Linked DNA regions of Mus musculus: region 2 is linked to region 1. The links are chromatin contacts, found by Hi-C or POLR2A ChIA-PET in ENCODE. All regions are on one chromosome and are shown on one strand. The core of a region is the stretch at or near the end of the contact, and the rest is flanking DNA. Distances in the headings are between cores, read along the strand shown.

The links. Hi-C counts contacts between places; a loop is a spot of excess contacts on that map. ChIA-PET counts read pairs that join two places held with the same protein, here RNA polymerase II (POLR2A).
Region 2: a loop to region 1 is called in a map of heart, with 4 times the contacts of the local background. The contact joins the promoter of Slc35e2 here to the promoter of Nadk in region 1. A Hi-C loop is called at or near these places in 2 of 37 maps with a recorded cell type or tissue (adrenal gland and heart). POLR2A ChIA-PET finds 5 or more read pairs at or near these places in 3 of 5 experiments (Patski and embryonic stem cell).

What each region holds. Positions count from the first base shown.
Region 1 is chr4:155,562,251-155,565,575 of GRCm38, forward strand. It overlaps Nadk (NAD kinase), which reads left to right and starts at 1,565. Exons shown (of 12, transcript NM_001159637.1): 1 at 1,565-1,729.
Region 2 is chr4:155,599,925-155,603,249 of GRCm38, forward strand. Slc35e2 (solute carrier family 35, member E2) reads left to right here and starts at 1,492. Exons shown (of 9, transcript NM_177186.4): 1 at 1,492-1,814.

The DNA of each region.
Region 1 (3,325 bases), core at 315-2,814:
GGTGGGTGTGGCTGGCGTTCACTCTGGGGAAGAAGTTAGGCTTACAAAACTCATGAGGAAGTTACAAAATTTAAGAAATCCCCGCAAATTCCCACCATCCTCCCTACCCACTATTTTCCGTCCCCACTGCATTGATGTGTTCTTTTTGGAAGGACAGCACACAGGTCTCAGGAGTTCCCACCAGAGAACATCCTGACTGCAGCAGGTATGGGGGGCTGTGGGGAAGCGTGGAGATTGGGCTATACAGGAAGGGCAATAGTGTGAACATCTTAAAACTACAGTGCTGGGAGTCGGGACTGCGAAAACACCTACTGGTGCACTGTGCACACTGGTGGATATCAATGCACGAGCATGTCCACCAGTTCAGCATATCCCTGGCTCAGCTACAAAGTCGGTGGCCTCCCTCTTTCCCTCCTTACAGCTGTGGGTGAGGCACGCTATTTACACAGTCGCTTCTCAACTATCAAGACTTTGTTTTTCTTTTTGAGATAGGGTCTCTAACTATGGTACCCCTGGCTGGCCTCGAATTCCTAGAAATCCGGAGCTCTCATCTCTGGGATTAAAGTAGTGAACCATTGTATCAACCAGCTGTCAGGTTTGTTACTTTCAGGCTCAAGTCCTTGCCAGTTGCCAAAGGGTGTCAGGTCACTGCTGGTGGGCCTGAGAGCCATATGAGCGCTGTCACCCGAGTTCTGCTTCTGAAAGATACCAGGTCCATGCGCTGGACATTAAGAACAACGTGGGAACAGGAGCCTGGCACGAAGCCCACCTTCCCACAAAGCTGGCCCGCGTTGTCCACATGGTCCTGGAGACCTCGCCAGCAAAAAGCAAACTGAGTGTGACGTAGGACAGGAATAAAGATCAGACCGCGAGGCAAGGAGGCAAAAGAAAGAAAGAAAGAAAGAAAGAAAGAAAGAAAGAAAGAAAGAAAGAAAGAAAGAAAGAAAGAAAGAAAGAAAGAAAGAAAAGGGAGAGAATCTGGTGGTTTTCTCTGTTGCTGCTGGGACTGAGCTTTTTGCCCCTCCTCGGTTACTCTTTTTTTTTTCTTTTTTTCTTTTTTTTCTCCCTCACCCTCTGCCCCGCCTCCCCTTCCGCCCCGACTCCTCCACCCTTTGGCCCCGCCCACTCTCCCGATCTTCCCCTTCCCTCCGGCTTAGTCTCCTTAGTTCCGTCCCTTTCCAGCTCTGCCCTCTTGCGACCTGTCCCTCCCACTCTGCCTGCCCCTTCTCCTACCCGTCTGCCCCTCCCCTTTCTCCAACCTTGGCCCCACCCCCCCGTGCTGTCTTCCGCTCCTTGTCCCCATCCCATTCCGCTATGCCCTGTTTCAGTTCCTTTGCCCCGCCTCCTACTCCTGTGTCCCGCCCACTTCCTCTCGGCCCCGCCTCCCCTTTGCCTCGCCCCTCCCTCTTCACGTCTCCCACCCCCCACCCCACCCCCCAGCCTCTGATCCTTGGCCTACAAAGGGTTTTGAAAAACCCGAAGTTTGCGTGCACGCCTGTGTAGGTGCGGCTGCGCCGCTCTCCCCACGTGCCCTGCAGCGCATGCGTGCGGGCTGCGCTTGCGCACTGACAGCCGCGGCGCAGCGGGGCTTGGTGGTGCCGGTCTCTGGACCGAGCGGCCATGGGGTGGCGGGCGGCTGGGTCGCTGAGAGCCAGGTAGCAGTAGGGCAGCAGGGACCGCCTGCTCGGCCCAGCATGTAGACGTCCACGCGGGCGCGCGGCAGCCGACGGTGAGTGCGGGGCCTGGGGTCGCCCTCTGCCCGGCGTCACTGGCCGGGACCCGTGAAGACAGGGTCACGGCGCCGGCCCTGCCCACCTGCCCGAGGCCGGGCGCTGGTGGCTCTGACGCGCCTCCCTGCGTCCGAACGTGGGTTGCAGCCAGGATGACGCGTGGTCTCGGGGAAGGAGCCTAAGGGACAGGTCTGAAGATCTGGTCCGGCCTTGGGTTTAGGGGGACGAGTCAGAGGTTCGGGTCCCGGGAGAAGCCATGTAGGCCGCCGTTCTGTTCTAAGCCAGTTCAGCGCGCAGCACCGCAGCCGAATCGGCTCCATTGGTCTTCCAGTGGGGCCTTAGCAAGCGCCAGAGACCTTGGCATGTGGGCAAAGTAGTCAGACGAGCGTTTTGTAAGCAATCGAGGTGTGAAACTCTCCAAAACCCCATCGTAAACTTGGTATCCAGTACTTGCCAGGAGCTTCCAAAGTCCTGAAGAGTCCATGGAGATGTTCCTAGAGGCTGCTGCCTCTCAGGATGTCACACTCACAGGCCGCTTGTCTTGGCCTCTGGCAGGTTTCTTCGTTATGGGAACAGGGCGTGCCCAGCGCAGTCCCAGGATCTGCCTTTGCTTGGCCAAGATCCGGCGTCTCTTTCCAGCTCTCCCAAGCAATGGGCTTTCTCCTGGCATTGATTCTGAATAGCGACTTGTTTTTCCTTTCTTGTTTGGGAAACTCTCTGTTTTGGTTCAAAACTTATTCGTTTGGCTTGCCTCTTGAGAAGAGTGTTATTCAAACTTATATTCATTGGTTTCATGTATCACTGTCAGTTTCCACGGGCCGGAAAGCTGGCATCCTCGCCTTGGTAATTAAAAGCACGGCACCTTCCCTCTGAACGTATTTGTCCTCAGCAGTGACTTCACTGTGACTTACACTGCCCATCTTGGGCTCTGGGACAGCCACGGGTGCCAATATACAGTATGACCAGGTAGCTTCTTCATTTGGAGGTGGCATCTCAGAATGCTTCTGCATTTTCTTCTTTGTAGATTTATTTATTAAAAACGATGCAGTTTTATTCATTTTTTTTCTTTTTCATCTTGTTTGAAGTGCTACAGGTCCAGCCCAGATCCTCACACAAGTGCTGTCCCACTGAGCCACAATCCATCCCCCACCCCTCCTTTTGGGTAGAAGTGGCTAACAGATAAAACAGCAGTACTTAAATGAATAGTTTAGCTCTCTAGGCATCACTTGGAGATGGAGAGAAGCAAGTGGTGGTTTTTTCCTTTTTTTTTTAATGGGAGTGGACACTTGCTACTCTACTGCTCATGAATGGAAGGAAGAGCTTCCAAGTGTTGGTTTTCTCCTCCTGCTCCATGGGCTCCATGGATCAAACCCAAGACATCAGGCTTGGCAGTAAGTGCCTTTGTCTACTGAGCCATGTCTCTGATCCTTCCTTTGTTTTTAGACATAACTTTATGTATGCCAAGCTGATTTCTAATTCCCTGTGTAGCCAAGGGTGACTCTGAACTTCTTGTCCTGTATGTTCCTCTGCATGTTGGGATTACAGGCATGAACCAAACCATATCCAGTTGGGCTTTTTCTTGTTTTAATGTGATG
Region 2 (3,325 bases), core at 242-2,741, 38 kb after region 1:
TACCGAGTTCAAATCCCAGCAACCACATGGTAGTTCACACCCATCCAAAATGAGATCTGATGCCCTCTTCTGGGGTGTCTGAAGACAGCTACAGTGTACTTACACATAATAAATAATTAAATTTAAAAAAATTACTAGTTGAACCAGGCATAGTAACACATGCTTGTCATCTGAGCACTGTGGGGTAAGAGCAAGGTCAGGGTCAGCCCTGGCTGTACATCAAATCCGAAGCCAGCCAGGGATACACCAGCCCTGTCTCAAAACAAAACAAATACAAAACAACAATGACCAAATAAAACAACTCAATTAAAAAATGCTTACATAGGTGCGCATAATTCCAGAGTGTGAGAGGCAGAGATGTCTATTTCTGTGAGTTCAAGACTAGCCTGATGTACACAGTGAGTTCCAGGCCAGACAGGGGTACATAGTGAGACACTATCTTTTTTTTTTTTTTTTTTTTTTTCGAGACAGGGTTTCTCTGTGTAGCTCTGGCTGTCCTAGAACTCACTTTGTAGACCAGGCTGGCCTCGAACTCAGAAATTCCCCTGCCTCTGCCTCCTGAGTGCTGGGATTAAAGGTGTGTGCCACCATGCCGGCTCAGTGAGACACTATCTTAAAAGACAAAAACAAACAAAGGAAAGAACCCAACAACAACAAAATTCTTGCGTAAGTTTCTGAGTTGAGTTTCATTTTTAAAAATCGTTAAAACTTGGCTTGTGGTTAGGACAGAATTTCCAACTGATACGGTTCTAAAACATACGTCAATTCAACAAAATCAAACACACTTTGGTTTTGATAAAATCAAAACATCAACTCTGAAAAATGCTGAAGATACTCTATGTCCAGTGGTATGGGATATTCAGTCAAGATTTAATGATCTGTGCGAAAATTTAAAAAGCACATCTTCTCATTCGTAAGCCAGTTTGCCTTTGCTTTTAAGTGGTAAAACTGCACTGTGCCATTGTGTTCTAAAGACTTGTTTTTTGTTTGCTGAGACAGGGTCTCTCTACATAGACCTGGTTGTCCAGGAACTCACTAAGTGGACCAGGCTGGTCTCCGGCACCGGGCAAAGAATTGTTTTAAGATAGACTTAAGGTTGATTATCAGTAAACGTTTGATTTGCATATGGAAAGGGTTTTCTAGTGGAAAAGGTTTAAGAAGCTCCAACTCACTGTGCGAGATCTGAAGGAGAAACCTTACTAGTTTTCAAACAACCAAGAAAAAAACAAAGGAAGGTTTCACCAAAAGCAGAGCTGAGGCAAGGCACAACCTCAAACCTCTCCACAAAATGACCTTCAGGGATAAAAGGGGCCAGGAAGCATCTCACAGCCGGCGGCTACTTGGGGAGATCAGGCGACAGAGCAAGCGTCCTGCAGGAAGGCGGGGCCTCTGAGGCTCGACCAATGAGCGCCCCGTCGCTATGCTGCTGGCCCCGCCCCCATGGTGCTGACCCCGCCCCCATCCCGGCAGCGTCCAAGACTCGGAGAGCACGGGGGTTCCTCGCACGTTCGCCACTGAGCGCTTCTCGTCTTGTGACTTTCTGGTCAGATTTTAGGATCCTTGAAATCAAGCCCCTGGGTCTGACCTAGAGGGCGGCACCTTCGCGGCCTCAGAGGATTGGCTCCTTCACCTTGGTCTCGGTGGAACGTTCCGGAATGTACCACAGGCCAGAGGAGCGACACCTGCACGCTGGCCCAGCATGGCGGACCCCGCAGAGGTGGGACGCTCCGGAGGCGCCCACAGGAGGCCGCAAGGCGGTGCTGTGGCCCCGCATCGTCGCCCGCCCCGTGGTTTGCGGTGGGCCGCTACGGAAGGTGCGAACGCGCCGTGAGGGTGTCCTGGCTCCCCGTGGTGGGCCGCGGTGGAACGTTCTGGAAGGTGCCATTGTGTGCCTGTGTGGAGTGTGTCCTTCCCCCCCCCCCCGTAACAGCTTCCGGTGCGTCACGTCCGGCTCTCTCCCCGCCCACCCGTGTGTGTGTCCCAAATCTAAACCCTTAGGAGGGCTGTGGGAGGGCTCGCGGCTCTCGCCCTTGACTCTGGACCGCTCTGCCTAAAGCTGCTCGGCCCCGAGGCGGGCGCGGGCTGCATCTTCCGTGGGCGTGGGCTGAGGCTCTGCATAAACTCCAGTGGCAGCCCCAGAACTGAACCCCATCGGGGGCCGGGGGCATCCCGTCCTGGAGTCAGCCCGGGTTGGCACCGGGCGCGCAGGTGGCGGGCTTCGCCGGGCTGGACGCACAGGTAGGGTGGGGACAGTGATGGGCACCGGGGCGGGGGGATCGCGGGCGGGCTGTGACTGCAGCAGGCGCCGGAAAGGAAGCGATACCCAATGACAGGTGCAGGCACCCTGTCATCTGTCGGCGTGTACTGATTTTGCCTCCCCAAACGTCTTATTTTGTGCCGTGGAATGGGCGACTCAGCCAGGTCCCAAGCCTCAACTTTATTTTAGCCTGCCAGCGGTTTTTCTCCAACCGGTACTTTTCAGGCATGAAACAGGCTCTTTGCAGCATTGATGTTTTGAACCCTTGAAATGCAAAATAAAACAAAAAGTAAAACTGCAGACTGGGGGTGGGGGTGGGGGGGCCCTTGTTCAGTGTTTGTCTAGTCGCCCGCTCATGGGATGAATGTACTCTATTAAAAAAAACTGGAAAATAATTTTTTGTGCTTTTTTTTCTTTTTCTTTTTTCTTTTAAGACAGGATCTTTACAGGGTAGCCCAGTCTGGCCTTAAACTTGTGACCCTCCTGCCTCATCCTCTCAGTACCGCAATTATGGGACTGTACTACAAGTATCCCTGGTTGCAGAGCACATTTGAAAGCACACCGAGAGAATTTTAAATAGCAAAAGAAGGCCCATTAAGTGAAGAGATAGGAAGGCTTTTATATTAAAGTGATTCATTTCCAGTGCAGAAGATGGAGAGACAGAACAACATGAAGGACCTGTCCACAAGATGGAGATCCTGTGGCTGGTAATGTGGATGTCCCCAACTGTTTATGTCTTAATCTGAGCACACCACACCAGTGATCCTGAAAAGATCCATTCTTCAGAAGTGATAAACACTATCATAAAGCCACAGGGTGCAATGTGCTACTTTAGTCAGGAGTGAGTGACTGTCCCTTCCGTACAAATTCTTCACTACTGAGTGAAGTGTCACTGTTAGAAGCAGGATGGGGGGCAGATTGTGAGCCCATGCAGGCCCTTTTCTGAGTTATTATTTCCCTTAGATAAACTTTTAGACATGCATGGTACTTGGAGACTTGATGTATTGTTTTCATTAAATAACCACTAACCAGTCCAGATGTCTTGGCCAAGTATTTGAGTACCTCAGT